Linked DNA regions of Homo sapiens: region 1 is linked to region 2. A link is a contact called in ENCODE Hi-C or POLR2A ChIA-PET data. All regions are on one chromosome and are shown on one strand. The core of a region is the stretch at or near the end of the contact, and the rest is flanking DNA. Distances in the headings are between cores, read along the strand shown.

What was found. Hi-C counts contacts between places; a loop is a spot of excess contacts on that map. ChIA-PET counts read pairs that join two places held with the same protein, here RNA polymerase II (POLR2A). Pooled maps may share reads with other maps.
Region 1: a map of ascending aorta shows a loop between it and region 2 (6-fold over the local background). The contact joins the enhancer-like site here to the promoter of CAMKK1 in region 2. A Hi-C loop is called at or near these places in 1 of 168 maps with a recorded cell type or tissue (ascending aorta) and 7 of 50 pooled maps. POLR2A ChIA-PET finds 5 or more read pairs at or near these places in 1 of 52 experiments (activated naive CD4-positive, alpha-beta T cell).

What each region holds. Positions count from the first base shown.
Region 1 is chr17:9,239,027-9,241,726 of GRCh38, forward strand. NTN1 (netrin 1) reads left to right here. Exons shown (of 7, transcript NM_004822.3): 7 at 614-2,700. The coding sequence ends at 942. Among named protein-coding and RNA genes, the nearest start is that of NTN1, 220 kb to the left of the region's middle. RefSeq lists a silencer at 957-1,406. Within about 2 kb of position 1,370, at least 27 of the 41 ENCODE cell types and tissues checked have a DNase peak (open chromatin) inside an H3K27ac peak, as active enhancers do; they include ascending aorta, where a contact is called at or near this core.
Region 2 is chr17:3,891,785-3,894,484 of GRCh38, forward strand. It overlaps CAMKK1 (calcium/calmodulin dependent protein kinase kinase 1), which reads right to left and starts at 1,269. Exons shown (of 16, transcript NM_032294.3): 1 at 1,155-1,269. RefSeq lists silencers at 576-825, 966-1,145, 1,176-1,715.

The sequences.
Region 1 (2,700 bases), core at 120-2,619, 5.3 Mb after region 2:
AGGAAGGGAGGCCACCTGGTAGGGATGGCTTAGGCGTGGGAAGCGGCAGTCCAAGGTTCCCGGGGCTCTGGAAAAGGCACTACGGCCACCCCAAAGGGTGGGTTCTCATCTTCTGTCCCTGAGCATTGAGGACCCATTATGGTTTTCTGAGGCTGGTTGGAGGGCCAGGCTGTGTGTGGAGTGTCATGAGGGCTGGTGTAAAGTGACTTGGGCCTTTGGAGAAGCGCACCCCTGAGGAACCTCCCTCTCCCCGCCAGCACTGCTCTCACCCGAGCGCCTGCCCTGGGCAGACAGCTTGCCCAGAGTGCTGGGGGCGTGGTCAGCACCTGTAGGCTTCCTGGACAAAGTGGGCCTTGACAAGGCCAGGAGATGGCTTGTCCCGACGGCAGTGCTGGGTGGCACCCTCACAGCGTGGGAGGCAAGGCTTCTTGGCCCTGTTGTTAGCAGGTGGGGGTCTACGATCAGCTTGCCACCACCCACGCGCTCCTGTATGGGCCACTCTGTGCAGTCACTTCCTGGGGCTGGGTCTCCTTTCCCTTCTCCCCAGGCTCAGGCAGGGCGGACCTAGCCACAGCAGCTGGGAGCCCACCCGTCTGCCTGTGCTTCCTTGCAGCCGTCCAGATCCACATCCTGAAGGCGGACAAGGCGGGGGACTGGTGGAAGTTCACGGTGAACATCATCTCCGTGTATAAGCAGGGCACGAGCCGCATCCGCCGCGGTGACCAGAGCCTGTGGATCCGCTCGCGGGACATCGCCTGCAAGTGTCCCAAAATCAAGCCCCTCAAGAAGTACCTGCTGCTGGGCAACGCGGAGGACTCTCCGGACCAGAGCGGCATCGTGGCCGATAAAAGCAGCCTGGTGATCCAGTGGCGGGACACGTGGGCGCGGCGGCTGCGCAAGTTCCAGCAGCGTGAGAAGAAGGGCAAGTGCAAGAAGGCCTAGCGCCGAGGCAGCGGGCGGGCGGGCGGGCGGGCGCCAGGGCGGGGCCGAGCGAGAGCGGGCGCCTTGGCCCGGCCGCCGCGGACTTGGCCCGCGAGGGCTTTCCCAGGTGGGGGGAGGGAGGGGGCGGGGCCGCACGGCGCGGGGGGCGGGACCCTCGGCGGCCCCTCCCCCTACCCCCACCCTGCGCGCTCTGGGCGGGAGCCGCGTGCACGCGGGGCGGGGTGCGCCGCCGGCCGGGCCCTGGAGAAATGACGAGACGTAGCTACCTCACGGGGCTCCTTCCAGAGCAGAGACGCGCTTCCCTGGGCCTGGGCGCGGCCGCCGTGGAGGGGCTGGGGGCAGCCTGCCCTGGGGCCCGGGGGCGGGCGCAGAATCGCACAACTGGGGCCCCAGGCGCGGGGCGTGGATGGCGCGGAGACGTGGACGGGAGGAGAACTGTGAATTCTCAAGCCCGTAGTGTGGGCGGGGCGCGGAGCACCCACCAAACCACCACCCGACACGCAGCCGACGGGATCCCCCCCTTTCTCCCCGGCCCCTTCTAGCAGTTCCCCGCGGGCCACCTGGCTGTCACAGCCTGGACTCCTCCATCTGAAGGGGCCTGGCAGCATTTGGGGAGTGGACAGCTCCTGTCCAGCCAGCATGCCCCAGGCGGCCTCTGTCTCCACTGCTACCTGCTGAGTGGGTCCTACTGGGTGGGGGCTTGGGGTCGGTGAGTGGTTCACCTGTGGAGAGAGGAGAGGAAGCCCCTGCTGCTGCCTGTCTCTGCCCCTGCCCCTGCCCCTGCCCAGCGTGGGGCTGGCCCATCCGGAAGGCAGTGGGCCCAGGGACACCCCTGAGAAGCCCAAGCCGGGTGGTCACCGCCTCATGCTGGAGCTGCCTGTTGGAGGAGGCATCGCAAACGCAAAACCTCCCAGAGAGTTTCCTTTTGGAAACTTGGAACCAGCCCTTTTTATGACGTTTTCCAGGGGGAGGGGGAGGGGCACTGGCTGGGTTTACGGCAGTGACACTATTTATGTAAATGACATCAGCTCCCGCAAGGCCCCTCAGCAATGTCAACAGCTGGAAAGGGCCTGAACGGGCTTGGAGTCTGCAGGCTGCGAAGGCACTTGGGCCTGGCTTGGGGCCGGGGGCTTGTTTGAGCTGGGATGGGGTTTGCTGGCTCAGTGAAGTACCAGAGTGCCTGAGCCATGGGTGGGCAGGGGCACAGGAATGACCAGGTTCCTGGGGGCCAAGGAGGCCATGCTGGCTTCTCCAAGGGAAGGCACAGAGGCTGCCGGCCTGCCCCCTACAGCTGTCTTGGGTCTGGCCTGGGCCACACCTTGACCGTGCCTTTCCAGACGGTCTTTGTGGAGTCTGCCCGTGCCCTCCACTGTGCCCCAGCCCTCCTTCCAAAATCTCCTAGAGACACGGTCCTCAAGCAGGCAGCCCCTTTTGTTCTGACCTCCTCACACAGGGTCCATTCCTGTGCCCTGGGGCCTCCTGGCTCCCTGCCTTCCTGGGCTCTCTGCACTGCCCGGGCCTCTGGCCCACATCCTCACACCCGGCGCACTGAATTAAGAGGCCTGGCTCCCCTCACAGTCAGGAAATTGGTTTCACTTTCCCGGCCAGAGTTTGGCTGCTCAAAAGGGTCATACCAAGTATGAAGCTCGGCCCCCGGTGGTCTGGCTTCCCTCCGCCTTCCCCACATTTACCCGCATCACGGCTGCCATTTATTGAGCACCTGCTGTGTGCCAGGCACTTTACCCACATGCTCCCAGT
Region 2 (2,700 bases), core at 19-2,518:
GTCATTTCCTGGCTGGGACTCCGGGCTTGGTTTGGGGGTGGGGAGAGCTTGGTGGACAGAGCCCAGGAGGCCCCCAAAGCCAGGGGGAGGTTGTGAGCAGGGGAGTGCCTCGGTTAGGTGAGGTTTAAAACGACTCCCATGGCTGCTGTGAGGACTGACGGTGGGAGACCGAGGAAGAGGCGAAGGGTCCCCAGAGTGTGTGCGCCTGGGACGCAGTGGGGGGTCAATTTGTATGTACTGGAGGAAAGAGGGCAGGGCTTGGGGAGGCCAGCGCCACTTCCCTGGGATCCTCCAGCGCGCACAGGCTGTGTGCCCCTCCCACACTCCTGTGCCCGCCCTGCGGACACCACCAAGGCCCGGTCCTGTGGCCTGTGACACAGCCTTCTCTGCACAGCCCTGCAACGCCAAGACTTGAGCACACCCCCTCCCCTGACAGGCACACGCCCGTGTCCGCGTGACCCGCCCTCACACACCACTCCATCCTGTCCTGCACCCCCCACGCAGACACAGGCACACTCCCGCGTCCACGTGACACACGCACACCCGCCTCCAAACAGCACACGCAGGTCCCTGCGCACGTGGACACCCCCCCAGCCACCAGCCCTGCGCCTCCCGGGCCCCGAAGCCGCAGCGCCCGCCTCTGCCGCCCCCTCTCGCCCCAGCCAAGGCAGGACCCTGCGCAGCCTGAGCCGCGCGCCGCCGCCGCCCCATTCATCTCCCACCCCGCCCCCGGCTCCTGCAGGAAGACGCTCCGGCGGGCCGTGGGAGGAGCGCTCCGCGGAGAACCGCACGTGGGTGCCCCGGGCCGGGCCCACTCCGCACAGACGTGGCCTCCACCAGGAGCCGGGCGCGGGGGACAGTGCACCGGGGATGGATGCGGTCCGCAGACAGAAGCGGGGAAGAACGCAGACGGCGGGGCACCCGCGGCGATGCGGTCCCGGCGGCCGGCGCAGACCCGAGCAGACTCCGCGAGGCACCCCGCAGACCCGGCCCCGCAGACAGAAGGGGAAGGATCCCCGCCCTGACCAGATCCCAGCTCCCTCGTAGACGCGGCCTGGCAGACCCCCCCCGCCTCTCCCTTGCAGGCTCGGGGCAGGTGTTAAGGCGTTCGTCCTCCTGCTCCTCGCCCGCGTCCCCGCCCCGCCGATCCCTACCTGGGCGCCGGGCGACAGTGTCCGCGGCCCGGCGGGCGGCCCCACTCGCTCCTGCTGCGCGCCCCGCCCCGCCCCGCCCCGCCCCACCGCCTCGCTGGGGCCCAGATCGCCGAGCTCAGCCCGCGGGCGCCGCGGCTCCGGGCAGCGCTCGCTGCCCCGCCCACCGCCGCGCCCGGCCGGCGCTCATTGGTCGGAGCGAACGGCCCCGCCAGCGCCGCCCAATCGGAGCCCGGGACTCCCGCCCCCTCCTGGACTAAGGGACCGCGGTGGGCGGCGCGGTAGGGGCCCTCCCTCCCCTGCGGCGGGGCCGACCTCGCCACGCCCCCGGCGTCCTGGGGTCCCCGAAGTCCCTCCCGGCCGCGGCGTGGGCCCTTCTCCTGGGCCTGCAGGGGACCGTGCTTCCCCGCCAAACCCTTTGCGCCCCCATCCCGGCCTGCAGGAGCCAGAGCGCCCCTCCCTCCCGGGCGAGGCGCGGTGCGTGCGAGGGAGGGGCGAGGCCCGGGGAGGAAGGCCTTGAATGGCAGGCCCAGGAGTGTAGCTTCTGCGGGGCGGGGGCAGAGAGGCCGAGAGGTGGCTTAGCACAGAGTGAAGTGCTTGCTCGGTGAGCCGGCGACAGGAATGGCCTAGCGAGGGCCGAGGGAGTAGAGGGAACTCAGCAGGACAGTGAGGTGACCTTCGCTGTGGCTGTTCCTGGGGACTCTGCCGCCACCTCTTCCCCTAACGCCTCCGCGTGTGAATCCTCTGGCACCACCACTTGCCCCATATCCTTCCCCCAAATCTAACCTCCTGCGTCCCTGTCTCGAAGTGGAGCCAGGAGCCTGGGAGTCACCTGCTGCCTCCCTGTTTCCTGCTCCAACCAGTCCATCTCCAGGCCCTGCCATACTGCCTCTTAACTATCCCTGGAATCGGCCCACTCCTCTCCACCCCACTTCCCCTCCCTTAGCTCAGGCTACCACCATCTTGTCCCTGATTGCTGCAGCAGCCTCCTCCCTGGCCTCCAGCCCCATCCAGTCTCACCTCCTACTAGCCTTTCTCTCCCTGGCACCCAGAGCAAGTTTTCAGGAACACAAGTCCACCGAGAGGCATTTTCTATGGCTCACCGTGAGAATAGGTCTAATCAAGCCCTGTATAGCCTTACTCCCAGCCACCTGCCTGTTTAACGCCTACTCGTCTTTCAGGGTTCAATTCAATCCTACTTCTGCCTGGAAACCTTCTCCATGACCTCCCCACTTCCAGCATGGGTTAGTGGCCCCACCCAGGTACTTCCTTGTACCTGGCATCTGTTTACCTGCTGGTTCCTCATTGGGACTGGGAGCTCCTGGATGGCAAGCACTGTGCCTGATTCGTCCAGCACACAGCCTGTCGCATGGCACAGGTGCTCAGTGGATGTTGTTGAATGAATAATTCCAGCAACTTGAGTGTGGCTTTTGACCTCATGGTTCAGGATACCAGCTAGAGCTCCAGCAATCACATAACGCATTCCAGGCAGTGGAGTGGAGAAAAGGATGAAGAAGAGGGCAGAGGGTCTGCACCAGCTCTCTTTTCA